Regions from separate parts of the Homo sapiens genome. Here region 1 is linked to region 2. The links are chromatin loops, found by intact Hi-C in ENCODE. Cell type or tissue: mammary epithelial cell. All regions are shown on one strand. Each heading gives the region's core, and the rest is flanking DNA. Links, peaks and the distances in the headings are about the cores only. Region 1 overlaps SERGEF (secretion regulating guanine nucleotide exchange factor). Region 2 overlaps SERGEF (secretion regulating guanine nucleotide exchange factor).

Region 1 (2,914 bases), core at 271-2,770, 150 kb before region 2:
TGGGTTTGAATCCCAGCTCTGCTACTCTATAACTTACTAGCTCTGTAATTTTGGGGGCTTTAGCAGCCCAGAGACTCAGTTTCCTCAGATAAGATGAAAATGGTGTCTACCTATCATGGGAATTAACTACCAAAACATATATGTAATCTCTGCCATAGTGCAATTATGGTAACAAAAGCCTACATATAAGGGCCTGATCTGTGCCAAGCACTGTATTATACACTTGACATGAATTATATCATTTAATCTTCACCATAAGGTAGATGCTATTCAAGAATTCGAAAACTGTTGGTTTCTCCCCAAAGCTATGCCAAGCCATATCCTTTGATATTTCTGAAAGGAATGTATCAGTGCTTAGAAGCCTCTTTGCCAGATCCACTCCATGCAAAGCAGCTATATTGACACTAATTTTGTAACCATCTGCAATCCCAAAAGTTTGCCGCAACTGGTATAGACTTTTAATTCTCGGGCTCCCCAGTGGGAGTTTGAAGAACTCAAACCCTTCCAAGAGGCTCTTTTTAACCTCCATTTGCAATGGGAAGAAAGACACTGAGGAATTTGGAGCATGCTATTCAAAATAGAGTGCCCAGGCTGCACGGATGGGGAGTGGGAGTTACTGTTTAATAGGTACAACATTTCAGTATGGGAGAATAAAAATGTTCTGGAGATGGATGGTAATAATGGTTTCACAACAATGTGAATGTATTTAATGCCACTAGACTGCATGCTTAAAATGGTTAAAATAATAAATTTATGTCATATATATTTTACAATAAAAGTAACAATAGTAATAATAATAACAAATAAAGTAACCAGGGCTGTGAGGAATCTAAACATCATATATGATAGAGAATATGTGAAAGAATTTAAGTGTTCTGAAGGAAAAAGTTTGAAAGCTCTGGTTTACAGGACAATGGTACTTACTACTTATGAAGCATATCATATATGTCAGGACTTTACCTAGATTATCTTTATTCTCCAGCAGGGCCCTGCAAGGCATTCCTTGCTTATAAGGATCACACAGCTAGAAAGTGGTGAAGATGGGATTTGAATTCAGCCAGTGTTCTTTCTTCTATACCACGCCGCCTCTCGTTCAAATATTAAATAGATGCCTGGATTTTAAAATGCCGAAAATTTATCTCAAGCCTGAGATTTTATTATTCTGAATTGGGATGTAGGGGGTAGAAAGGTCAGATATCCATCTTCTTGAAGGCTCCCTGTACTGCCAGGGCATGTAGGTAAACCTCTCAGCCTATTGAATCCTGCCCTCTAGGGGCAACCATTATGATAAGAGGAAACTGGAGGGTCCTTGAGATCAGAACCAGAGGCAAAACCAGGTTGATGCTGCCAGGGGACTGCATCAGGGCCGCTGGATCATAATCAGCTCCTATGGCTGGGGAGGGAGCCATCAGCCAACAGAGAACACAAAGTAAGCTCCAAATACAGAAAGAGCTACTAAAAGCATTTCTCCCCACAGTGTAGTCACCATATCCCAGAAGAGAAATTTTGAAGAGGAAGAGAAAGACAATGACACAGGAATAATTAGAGTTCGGTGAGAAGGCTCTGAAATCTGCAGTGTATGTTCAAATCCTAGCCTATTGTTCTGTTGGTAAGACTTGTAACAGTTCTGGAGCTGCAGCACAATCTCCTACTTGCCTTGGGTGCCCTCAGAAATCCCTCGGCATCACCTCCTACTCTTCAGTTACCTCTCGCCGCATCACTGAATCTTGCCCTCCAGAAAAACAGATTTGGGAAATGATCCTCAGGTCTAACTCAGTATCACGAACTTCCAGATAACAAAGGTATTAGGCCAGAGTGAAAGGATGAGTGGCAAGGAAATGGGTTTTCTGCAATGCTGGCTATTGATCAGAGACTCCTAGACACTGAATCTGTATTTTTCCCCACTGGATAAAGATGTAGACTTGCTGACCATTAGTTTGCTTCAAAAAGTGGAAGAGCTTTTTGTATAAGAAATGTTTGTGAACATTCTCTTAAAGGAAAACATAGCAGCACTAAGTTCTTCAAGAATGATGAGACAAGCCTTGAGTGAAAAAGGCCTGTGATGCAGCAAGAAGGGGCTGATTCCTGGATGCAACAGAACTCTATTCTGCATGGATGGTGTTACCTGCAGCTGCAAGTTCCACTAGGGAGCTAGGGGCTAGTGAAGGCGGAGTTGAGATACCCCGTATCTACTGTGTGCTGCCTGGACTCCTCACTCTCAAAACGTGTCTGTATCCTTGAGTGAGTAAGTCGGGAAGTTGATGTAATCTTACATGCGTGTGTGTTACAGGTATGAGTGTGTGTTTGTGGCCTCTTTCTACCAATCCACAGATTCTCACTGCATTTCCTCCAGCTTCCTTCAAGAATTTTCTCTTTAAGCTTGTAAGCCGGTACGCATTCATGTGAGCTCCACAGATGGCCTGCACCGGCAGCAGGAGTCTTTCCGAGAAGAGCCTTGGAATAGTGAGCAGAGCTGTGGCTGACCAGCCCTGCCGTGTGGATCCAGCTGGAGTCAGCTGGGCTCTACTCCACACAGCGCACGGCTGTCGCCTGCTCACTTCAAGTGGAGGATCTGGCACTTATTTTAGGTCCTTATAAATAATACATTTTGTCATCTTGATTCTTCAAGGCCTTCTTTTAAGCTATTTTTTCCTCTTTGGGAAAACCGCTTTTACTCTACAAGACAGAGTTGTTCATAAATCAAGAGGAGTTCCTGGTGGCCAAAGCCTAAGTTCCTGACTCCAGAAGAAGTGGGCAGCCACCCAACCTGATTAGTCAAAGCCTCATACCAGAAGAGAATCTTATTTTAAGGATGAAAAGAAATGTCCAACATCTGATTCCTTCACCTCCAACCCAGAAAGTCCTAGTGCCTGAGCTTTAAATACGACATTCAACCCCTGCTTCCCCGAGAGTC
Region 2 (2,914 bases), core at 132-2,631:
CTTGTAGGGTTGAGGAGTTGCTTCTTATGGATGGCAAAGAAAGTGATTTATTGAGATGGAATCTACTCCTGGTGAAGATTCTGTGAACACTGTTGAAATGCTAACAAAAGCGATTTTATAAACTTAATTGACAAAGCAGCAGCAGGGTTTGAGAGGACTGACTCCAAATTTGAAAGAAGTTCTACTATGAGTAAATGCTATCAAACAGCATTGCATGCTACAGAGAAATCTTGTGAAAGGAAGAGTTCAACTGATGTGGCAAATTTCACTATTGTCTCATTTTATGTAATTGTCACAGCCACTCCAGTCTTCAGCAACCACATCCCTGATCAGTCAGCAGCCATCAACATCAAGGCAAGACCTTCTTCTAAAAGGCCACCAGCAAAAAGATCACAACTCACTGAAGGCTCAGAAGATTTGCATTTTTTAGCCATAAAATATGTTTTAATTAAGATATGTACACTGTTTTATAGAGATAATGCTATTGTGCATTTAATAGGTATAGTATACAGTATAGTATAACACAACTTTTATATACACTGGAAAAACAAAAAAATTGTGTGACTCGCTTTATTGGATATTTGCTTTATTGCTGTAGTCTGGGACCAAACCTGCAATAACTCCAAGGTATGCCTGTACAAGTCAACTTTTCCAAGCTTCCATTGAGACCTGCCTCACCTAATTATCATGGGCTTCCTGAGCTCCTTGGCAGGGAAGAGCAGACAGGTGATGTCCCCACGATTCCTCACTGCCTCCATCCCAGGGATGGCTTTTGGGAGGCCCAAGGGCTGGGTAATGAAAGAAACATCCCTTTCTCCATCTCCTCCAGATCCTCCTCTCCCTATCTGGAACTGCCATCCCTAATTCTGTACATCACCTTCAGTTTTTGTCCGTTGCAAAATCATCAGCAGTTTCCATCTCTGTGAAGTTACAAAAAAAAAAAGGAAAGAAAAAAGGCCAAGCACTGCACCCAGCTGTTGATGAGGCCGTGTTTTCCACTGATGACGATGACTCACAGTACCCAAGCTGAAGGCTAAAGCTGGGAATGCGACTTGGGAGTGTCAGCACAGCCAAAGGAAAGCCGCAGTTCCCAAGCACGCCTAAACCTGCAGAGGAGCTGCTTGAGTTCCCTTGGTAAAAATCCCAGCACTTGGCCATGGGAACACAGCTCCCCCTGCAGACCACCCTAAGGTCCCACAGGAGCAGGATCAGGGACAGACAGAACATACACTGGAGCCAGTGAATTCTGCAAAGCCCATCCACTGCCATGTATCCACTGCCACTGTTATGTTAGAAAGCCAGGACCCCACCTCTGAAACCCCAAGACATCCCACAACCCCCTAGAAATACTATTTGCATCCTTGGTTTCCAAAGAGAAACTGGCTTTGGGGAAATGGGAAGCTCAGATTAAGATCTCCAATAGAGGAGACAAAGGTTGGCCCCAATCTTTGGGTAAGCAATTCACCCAGAGGCAGCAGTAGGGAAGGGAAGGAGCCTATCCTAGGATGCCAATTTGTGGTCAACCAGTGAGAACATCTTGGTACATGACTTTAGACAGTGCCTCTCAAATTTAGTCTAACCCCATCCCTGGGAAACTGTCCCAGGTTCTTCAAGAGAGATTAGTATAAAAGACCTACAGGGGTCCTAATAGAGCTATACTCAAAGATGGGAAAACATTCTCCCACCCCATATTTGAGAACTCTACAAGGGTGAAACTGAGCGGTGGACATGGTCAGGAAGATGCCAATGGAGATAATGACCACTCCACTGTCAGTGGTTTGGGGACTTGGCACTTGCATTGAGCAGTGGCAATAATGAGCATCACCGAAGGAGGCCACTGAGGAGAACATACAATGTTCAAGGACCCACCAGGAAAGGGAAGATAATCAGGAGACTTAGAGTCCCAGTAATTCCAAAGTAGGGGGTTGGGAGAGGTTTGGGGTTAAAGTCCACTGTCAAGGCTAGTAGATGGTGTGACAAATGCTTGTCACATTCAAATGGCTTGTCTAGAGGTCCATGGCCTCATGGTATGGAAAAGGAGGGGTTGCCAGGGCAGACCCAGGATGGGACGGCCACCTTTCCCTTCCACATCTACTAATCTCCCTCCTGCTCTGCTCCCTGCTCCCATCTGTCCCTCAGGCCCCAGAATACAAACACCCTCTACTAGCAGCTCAACTGCCAAGAACCTCCAAGTCACCAATGTGACCTTTTGTAAAAACTTGACACAGTTTAAGATTATCTTTCAGGGTGCTCACACTTAGTCCCACCAGAGACAGTTACCACCCAAGCTACAGTACTTTCCTTGGAGAGGAGGACTTTTCCATGGCCAGGGCCTGGGAGAGGCATCTGCTACTGAGGATTTTTCATTTCACAGGCTCAGCTCCAACCAAATCAGCAAAGCACTGTTACTATGGACCATCTGCCAGGACCTGGAAACAGCCCTGTTACATAAAGGGGCTGGTATAATGAAATTTATTAAACTGGATTCTTCCTCCACAAAGAAGCCAAAGTCTCTCATAAAAGGGCTCATGTGGGGCAGTGGAGGGGTCCTAGACAAGGGACCCATTGGGTTCTAATCCTGGCTGGCTCTGCTACGTGTTAGCTGTGGGACCATGGGGACAAATCATCTCTCACTGGGCTTCTGTTTCCTCAAATTTCAAATAAGGATAAAATGGTCCCTTCTAGGATTAAAATTCCACAATTTACTATTGTTTTCACCAAAATGGCAAACAGAAAAGAAAGTTTACCCTGATATTAATTGGTGCTGTAACGTTTTAAAGTTTTAGCATTCTAAAAAAGGACATTGCTCTTATTTGTGGGCTTAATGGAGAGAAGTGGTGAATAGAGCCACTGACTCTGGGGCTGGCTGGGGGAGAAAGTGCGCAGAAGAGAAACTAATGGCTAGAAGCTTCTA

What was found. Peaks named below come from ENCODE experiments on the same cell type or tissue, not always from the same donor. Only the 100,000 strongest peaks of a DNase experiment are listed, where the experiment ranks them.
Region 1: it touches region 2 in a loop (7-fold over the local background); 3 of 110 quality-filtered maps call a loop at or near these places.

What each region holds. Positions count from the first base shown.
Region 1 is chr11:17,825,930-17,828,843 of GRCh38, forward strand. The region is part of intron 10 of SERGEF (secretion regulating guanine nucleotide exchange factor); the gene reads right to left. Among named protein-coding and RNA genes, the nearest start is that of KCNC1, 93 kb to the left of the region's middle. In mammary epithelial cell, for the core only: a CTCF peak has its summit at 1,260 (motif pointing left); no DNase peak of the experiment used is centred there.
Region 2 is chr11:17,972,069-17,974,982 of GRCh38, forward strand. All of the region lies in intron 8 of SERGEF (secretion regulating guanine nucleotide exchange factor), which reads right to left. Among named protein-coding and RNA genes, the nearest start is that of SERGEF, 40 kb to the right of the region's middle. In mammary epithelial cell, for the core only: a CTCF peak has its summit at 1,176 (motif pointing left); a DNase peak (open chromatin) is centred at 1,073.